Regions from separate parts of the Mus musculus genome. Here region 1 is linked to region 2. The links are chromatin loops, found by intact Hi-C in ENCODE. Cell type or tissue: left cerebral cortex. All regions are shown on one strand. Region 1 overlaps Adk (adenosine kinase). Region 2 holds the start of Vdac2 (voltage-dependent anion channel 2).

What was found. Peaks named below come from ENCODE experiments on the same cell type or tissue, not always from the same donor. Only the 100,000 strongest peaks of a DNase experiment are listed, where the experiment ranks them.
Region 1: a loop joins it to region 2, with 4 times the contacts of the local background. A loop is called at or near these places in 8 of 42 quality-filtered maps.

The regions. Positions count from the first base shown.
Region 1 is chr14:21,134,956-21,138,955 of GRCm38, forward strand. The region is part of intron 3 of Adk (adenosine kinase); the gene reads left to right. Among named protein-coding and RNA genes, the nearest start is that of Adk, 84 kb to the left of the region's middle. In left cerebral cortex, a CTCF peak has its summit at 2,160 (motif pointing right); a DNase peak (open chromatin) is centred at 2,157.
Region 2 is chr14:21,829,809-21,833,808 of GRCm38, forward strand. Vdac2 (voltage-dependent anion channel 2) reads left to right here and starts at 1,753. Exons shown (of 10, transcript NM_011695.2): 1 at 1,753-1,859; 2 at 2,043-2,101; 3 at 3,076-3,144; 4 at 3,993-4,000. The coding sequence starts at 2,068. In left cerebral cortex, a CTCF peak has its summit at 1,842; a DNase peak (open chromatin) is centred at 1,427; H3K4me3 peaks cover 2,616 bases; H3K27ac peaks cover 1,859 bases.

The DNA of each region.
Region 1 (4,000 bases), 690 kb before region 2:
TGTGAGCCACTGTGTGGTTGCTGGGATTTGAACTCAGGACCTCCGGAAGATCTGTCAGTGCTTTTAACCACTGAGCCATCTCTCCAGCCCCTTATTCATACTTTTTAGTTAGTCCCAGCATCAGAGGTAGAGGTGGGAGGATCTAGAAGGCAGGGTCACCCTTGGCTCACTACAGATGTCAAGGCTAGACTGGGCTGCTCAAGATCCTGTTTCAGCCTTTCTCTATATTGCCTTCACCGTAGCTTCGTATTTCACTTGGGTTTGGAATTTGAGGTTGAAATAGTTTCCTCAGCAATCTGAAGGCTGTCTTATTTTGGCAACTGGTGCTGCTTGTGGGAAATGGGGTGCCATGATTTCTATTCTTTCGTGGAGAATTATTTTTGTTTGAACTCTTAAAATCTCCTCTTTTTGCCCACTATTCTGTAATTTCTTTTAAATTAATTTTTTTATATGTATGAATATTTTTCCTCCGTGTATGGCTGTGTTACCACATGCATGCCTAGTGAGTCACATCCCTTGGAACTGCAGTTACAGCTGGTTCTGAGCTGCCACCTGGGTCCTGTGAGACAAACCTGGGTCCTCTGGAAGCATAGCCAGTGCTTGTAACCTCTGCATCATCTCTCCAGCCTAAAGCATTATGTATTTCTTAACGTGACATTTTTTTTCCCACCATGAATTTCTTTTCATTGGGCTGAGCATGTAATGACAGATTTAAAATGTCCTTTCTGACATTTTTTGTTATACAGTCTTTGGTAATTTCTTTCTATCATGTTCTCTAGAGCTATGAATTACTTTATAGTTTCCTGGCACTTAGAGGTTTTCTGATTTTTCCAGTATAAAAAATACATTTATAATTTTTAATGTATTTTTTACACAATTTTGCCACCTTTTCAATAACATATAACTCAATGACCTAGAATTTAAAATTTTAGTTGTAAGCTGTGTTGTAAAAGTTGTATTCACTACTTGTTATAGATAGCTATAGTAATTGTGTGTGTGTGCATACATGTATACACGCACACTTGCACTGACTCATGCTTGCCCACATATGTACATCTGGAGGCCAGAAATTCATATTTTTAGAGCTTTGTTTTTATTGTTTTTTAATTATGTGTACCTATGGGTATGCCCACTTGAGTGCAGTGGCTTTGGAGGACACTGGTGTCTGACTTGGAGCTTGAGTTACAAACTGTTCAGCCTCACTTGATGAGGGTGCTCACAACTGATGTGGCATCTTTGCTAGAAGAGCAGCAAGCGCTCATAATGCCTGGAATATCTTTCTAGCCCCCAGAGGTTGATATTGTAAAGTTTCATTTAGTGTAGGAGTGCCGAGACTACAGACATCTATGGCATCCAGCTTTTCATGGACTTCCAGGGATGGATCTCAGGTCAGGTCATCAGACTCCTCTGTCACTCAGCCACCTTTCTGGCCCTCCACATTGCATCTTCAAACAGCCTCCCTCACAGAAACAGAGCTCACTGTTTTATGTAGATTGACTGGCCTGCAAGCATGTAGAATCCAACTGCCTCCTTACCGCAGCAGTACCAGACACCTGTGGTTTCTGAGAGCTCACTAGAGCTCACTGATTTAGGTAACCGACGTCTCCTGTCTCCCCCTCACAGGCCTGGGGATCTGAATTCAGGTCGTTGTGCTTACACAGCACCCACTTTACCAGCTGAGCCATCTCCTGATCCTCTGAGCACCAGACCTTTTTTTAAAAGATTGATCTATTTTCCCTTGGAGTATTTTTCACTGAGTATATGTACGTGTACTGCCTGTGTTTAGTCCCCTGCACCCAAGTCAGGCACCTCAAAACTGTCTGTAACTCTTGCACCTGGGACTTCACGCCCTCTTCTGACCTCCAAGAGACCCATGATGACAGACATGCACATAGAAAAATAAAATAAATAAATCTAAACAAAATTTTTAATGGAGAAATCTTAAAAATGAAATAAAGTAGCCCTAACCTCACGGAGCAATTGTTGATAAAGGTATGAATGAAGGCACCCTGGAATGCTACACATAACTAGAACTGAATTAGAATCAAATGCCTTTTGGAAGAATTACTGAAGACAAAGCAACAATGGGAGGAGACTAGCCTGTATTCTTCAGCAAAAGGAATTTGAAGATGGAGTTGTAGTGTCTAGTGCAGGACACTAGGTGGCACCATTAGCTTACACTCCTCTACTGAAGGATGCTGAGTAGTTTCAGTATCTCAAGTGATTTGTCTTTTATTGAGTGTATTTCAAGATAATATTGTAGTTCTTGGGTTTTTTCTCCTTCAGTGATGATTTTGAAAATTTTCAGTGATATTTTTGTTTTAAAACAGTTTGTCTCCCAAATAAACTATATTATAAAAGTCACAATCAGTTCTTTTGTAATTTTTAAATGAAAGACTAAACTATATTTCTATTTAGACTCATTTCAAGCAGATTTTAAAGAGGTTCAGTCATGTAGAATAAACTACTATGCAGACAAACTGGCACATGCCTGTAATCCCAACACTAGGTTATCCACATGTCACCTTATCCCGGGGTAGTGTAGAAGTCCACTTTTTTTCTAATGCCAGGTCAGTATATAATTTCATTCATCCTTTTGAAATACTAAGAATAATCCCCTGGATCTGTCTTTTATTTTAAGATTCCAGATTTGGAATGATTAAATGTTTTAATTTCTGAAGTTGATTTGTACCATTAAATTTTTATGGATGGTGTAGTGTACAAGTGACAAAAGCCACATCTCAAAGCTGTTAAACAAGTGGGCATTTAGTAAAAAGATCCTGGTATGGCATCAGGTAAAGTGTAACTCAGTGGGGTAAATAGTATTAGAGTCATTTCAGCTCTTTTCCTCGGTGTCGGTTCTGTTTGCAAGAGAGGATGGCTACCGTCAGCTGATAGTTCACATTCTTGTTTTTCTGTATTCCTCCTAGTGGCTCCAAATTCAGTGTGGTGATTATATCCTAGTGGGCCTGCTCTGACTGGCCTTGGTCCCAGACCTATCCCCAAAGTCAAAGACGGAGCTTGTGTCTGAAAGTTACTGATCAAAAGTGTTTAGGTGAACTCTGTGGGCAAGTGGCATATGATTGTAACCCTAGCACTGGCTTATTTGAGGCGGAGGATCAGGAGTCTCATGTTCAACCTGCCTCCAGTGTAAAACCTTTTAAATAATAATAAAATAGAGTGTTAGAGTGGTGGAGTCTGCCAGGCAAAGTTGGATATTGTTAGGAAAAAGAAGACTGTTTATGGAGTTGGAGAGATGGCTCAGCAGTTAAGAGCAACTGGCTATTCTTCCATAGCACCTAGGTTTGATTCCCAGCACCCAAATGGTGGCCCATAGCAACCTGTAACTCTAGTTCCAGGATAGCTGACACCCACTTCTGACCGTAGAGGAAAGCAGGGAAGCAAGTGGTACCCAGACATCCATGCAGGTAAAATACCAAACACATTAGAGGGGGGTGAGGAGAATGGTTGGAAAATTCCATTCATTTCTAAGACCTTAGGACTATATTCATTTTGTCAGTTCTCCTTCACTAGAATTACTTATCTCAGCCTCATCTCTGTTACACCTAGTTATGACATCTCTCAGGCCATGCTCTCGTCGACAGGATTAGGGCTGCAACACTGTTGATACAGTTACTGTAAAGATAAAACAATGCAGAAAGCCAGGTGACCCAGGCCTAGCATTTCAGATGTTTCATAAGTAAGGATACGTTAGGATTTTATCAGCCCTTGTAATACATTTCAGATTAGTTTCTGTGTCCTGAATATCATAAATGTAAATTTATAATGGCCAATCTTAATTGGATTTAACTTACTGATGACTGTGTTCACTGCCTAAGAAGACAGTTGATACATCCTGGCCTTTTCAGGGCTCACTTTCATTTGTATGCTGAGATGCATAAGTTTCTGCAAGGGTTTTGTAATTAATCTATGTTGGAAAATATAAATTATCTTTAAAGACTAGCAATAAATATAGTAAAATTATGATAAATGATTTTAT
Region 2 (4,000 bases):
GAGCTTGGATGAAGGGATGAGTCAGGTGCTGGAGCCCGATCTCATACACACAAAGACTCTTCCCATTTCACTTTTTACAACACAATTCCAGCTGTGAGCAGGTGAGGTTGCTGGCTAGCCTTGCTCCTGGGAGAGAAACATACCAGAGTGTAACTTTAAACTTGGGTGTTGGATTGGGGGGAGCCCACCTAGCCATCTTTCCTCCGGCTTAGGAGGAGAGTGATGACTTAACAGTACTTGAGTAGAGGAAGAGTTCAGAGACGATTGAGTCATGAGTGCATATGTGTGGGTGTCTTTGCTCTCAGTCCAACTGTATGTCTATTGAAGATTATTAAACAGCATCTTAGAGATGAGGGAATTGAGGTCCACAGGCTAAATTATTTGAGTTTATTGAGCTGAAGTGTCAGTTGTCTCCATTTTAAATCTTCTGTATGGCTGACGTGTGTGTGTGTGTGTGTTTTGAACAGTGTCTACTGCTCTTCACCTTTTACAGAATTTAGAGAACACGGTTTGCAGGCCAGGTTGACAGAGCCCCCGTGACCCTCTTGTTTCTATTTCTGGAACTACTACTGGCTTTTAATGTGGGTGTTGGGTGCTGGGGATCCGAGCTCAGGTCCCCTTGCATGCACAGCAAGATAAGGGTTCTTACTCACTGAGCCTCCGATTCTATCTTTATTATCCTGTTTGCCTCACCCTGTAGTTTAGCCTCAAACTGGTCTCTATTATTATTATTTCAAGACAGGGTTTTTCTGTATTGCCCTTGCTGTCCTGGAACTCTCTCTGTAGACCAGGCTGGCCTCGAATTCAGAAATCCACCTGCCTCTGCCTCCCAAGTGCTGGGATTAAAGGTGTGCACCACCACTATCCAGCGGTCTCTTATCTTTATTAACCTTTTGCCTCACTCTGTAGTTTAGCCTCAATCTGGTGTAATTTCTCTGCCGCCCAGATCTGGGACTACAGGTATAGGCATCAGGACTGGCTGCTCCCTCCCTCTTCTGGCATATCTAAAGAACTTGAGAGCAGCATTCTAATGACTGGTCAGCATGAATCCTACAGTTATTCCCTTGTCTCTCCAGGCCTCTCAACCAGGGGAAGCTTCTCTTCCTAGAGCAGGATGTGCTTCTGCGCGTGTGTGAACCCATACCATATATGGGTGAGACGGAGGCTGCAGGAGCGCAACCCTGAGGCTCCGAGAGAAATGCCCAGAGACTGGCTCAAGTTTGTTCCTTTGGAGCCCAGCCTAGTCCCAGCAGGGGAGGACATGGCGGTGGGCGGTGAACCGAGATGGGAAGAGCATGGAGGCTGCACTTGGGGAGAGTGTTTCATCCCCCTCAACCCGGACCTTAAGTTCAGACCTCCAGGCTGGGACTCAGGGAGGAGGCTGAGAGGGTGCACGTGACCCTGCGGGGCACATCGCCCCGCCCCGTCGCGACTCGCGTGGCCACTCCCATCCTGACCGCGCGGGTGCCGTTGCGCCGCCTCCGCCGTTCCCAGGTCCTCGCCTCTGGGGCTGTCCTGGACATTGCCTAACCCGAGGCCCCGCAGCTCCTGCTCGCCCCGTCCCCGCCGGACGGTCCGAGACCGCTCACCCAAGGAGACCGCCGTGCTCTCGACCCACGTGGTCACTCCGGAGCAGGTGGGAGTGGGCAGCGGGCGGAGCGGCAAGGACAGGCGCGGTAGACAGCCCGGGCGGCCGCGGCGGGGACCTGGCTGGGGGAGGCCAGGCTTGCGGCGGGGCGCAACGGTGTCTCCTTCACTTCGCCCTCCAGCCGCGGTGGCTGCAGCGCAACTTTCAGATAGCGGAGTGGCCTCAGCTGCGAGCCGAGCGGTGGCGGCAGCGCCCCTCAGGACACCCGCAGGTACTATGGTGCCCGCCTCTTGCCGACTCTGGGGCCTTAGGGCGGGCCGGCAGCCTGAGTGAACTCAGGGCGGCCCTGGTCCCCTAAGATGGCCGCAGCGGCCCCGGCCCCTTTCTCTAATGTCCGAGCTCCCCAGGGGACCCTTTGACTGTCCCCTGACCGCACTTCTTGTCCCTTTCACAGATCACCTTTTCCCCGCGACTTCGCCATGGCTGAGTGCTGTGTACCGGTATGCCCACGGCGTAAGTAGCACAAGAGGTGTTTGCGCGATGGGGCCATGGGGGCTGTGCTGTTCCTCTTTAGAGAACCATACCTTGTTCCGCCGTGGCCCACATGATGCCTGCAAAGACTTGGAAAGTTTGCTTCTTTGCGCGCCCCCTAAGTCTTACACTGCCACTCTGTTGACGGACGTGGTGCTGGGCTGTTGGGTTGCAGATAGGGGGGCTCGCGCCTGGGGCGTTGGTCCTTGGCCGCACCCACCCTTGGCTTTTGGATATGTTACTTACAAATCCGAAAGCAAAACACTTAGTTGTTGAATTCCATCTTGGGGTTCGGGGGGGGGGGGCGGAGAGTTAGAGCAGTCACTTTGCAAGAGGAAGTAGTTCGCTGTCTGCCTGCACAGGTCGAGTGCACTACAAGGTCATTACACGTGTTCCTAAGGGCGTGGATGTGCACTGGAGAATGAATGAGCTGCTCCTGGAGCTCGGATTCCTTGCCCTTAAGCCTCACGTTGTCGGAGGACTTGGGGGACCGTAGTAATGTGTTTAAAGTGCCATTTGATATTTAGTTGCTGTAGACATAGATGGTTGTATTTTTTGCCCGTGTCTCAATTGTGCCAGTTCCCAGAGTGTTGGTTTTGATTTTGGAAGTCCTTCCCAAAGGTTTGTTAGGGGAGAACGCCTAAGCTTAAATTTTGGTTTTTATCTCCGTTAAATCAGTCACCTTGAGTTTTGGCAACTGTGTAGGCAGTAGACACTTATGTTTAGGAATTAGAAAGGCTTCCCCCATTCTTAAAACTTGGTAGAAATGTCCCAGGTTTGTATTACCACATAGCTATTTAGAAATAAGTTTTTGTTATGGGTGGCTACTTTAGAATAACATTTATTGAAGTTCTAGTGGCATCAAAACCCACTCCGGTTGAACTGCTTGAATGTAAATGTTAGCAGTAGGTCCTAGTAGTAGCTCACATTAACTGTAGAATGTTTCTTTTGACTAGCGATGTGTATCCCTCCACCCTATGCTGACCTCGGCAAAGCTGCCAGAGACATTTTCAACAAAGGATTTGGTAAGGACTTTTTTCCCTTTTAAACATAAAAGAGAAAAATATATGCTTGGACCTCTTGAAAAAAGTTAATTGCTTTGCTTTTCTAGACTGAATACCCTGCTGCACTCATGCCTCTGCCAGCTGCATGTGTACCCCACTTTCTTAGCCTTTCTTCGGTCACAATTGAAAAGCTTGTTCTTTTTATTTTGTTGTTGTTTTTTGGTTTTGTTTCAAGACAGGCTTTCTCTCTGTAGTCCTGGCTGTCCTGGAACTCACTCTGTAGACCAGGCTGGCCTTGAACTCTCAGATCTACCTGCCTCTGCCTCCCAAGTGATGGGAGGCGAGTACCACCCCACTCCCCACCCCCTAGGGAGAGGGGAAAGCCTGTACTTTATTCTTTTAAGTGACAGTTCAGACCATGGTTGGATAGAGCTGCCTAGAATTACTGTTTTATTTTTGTGGTTATGACTCTGGGTAGGTGGAAACCTTAGAGTTTTGAGTCAATTTTTGTGCTTTCTTGAAAATTGATTGTTTTGCACATACCACTACCCCTTGCTCTTTGGTGATACCCTTTTGGGATAAAAGTCCTAAGTGTGTTGCCATAAACAGTAGGCCAGTCTGAGGAACTGATTTTTAATCTAACGTTTAAAAATGGCTTGAAAAGGGTGCGGCAGGAAGTGGAGCCAGTTATAGGACACTAGGCAGCGCTACTGTCACCTTAGCAGAGCTGACTGCTTGTAAATGTTCCTTCATGTGCTGTGCATTTGTCCATTTCTGTCCCGGACTTTGGGATTATGTTCACAGTACTTTGAGTGTGGGTATACGTCTTTTCTGCAGAAGAATCATATCTTTGCCCTCTCTTTTTGAAGGCTTTGGG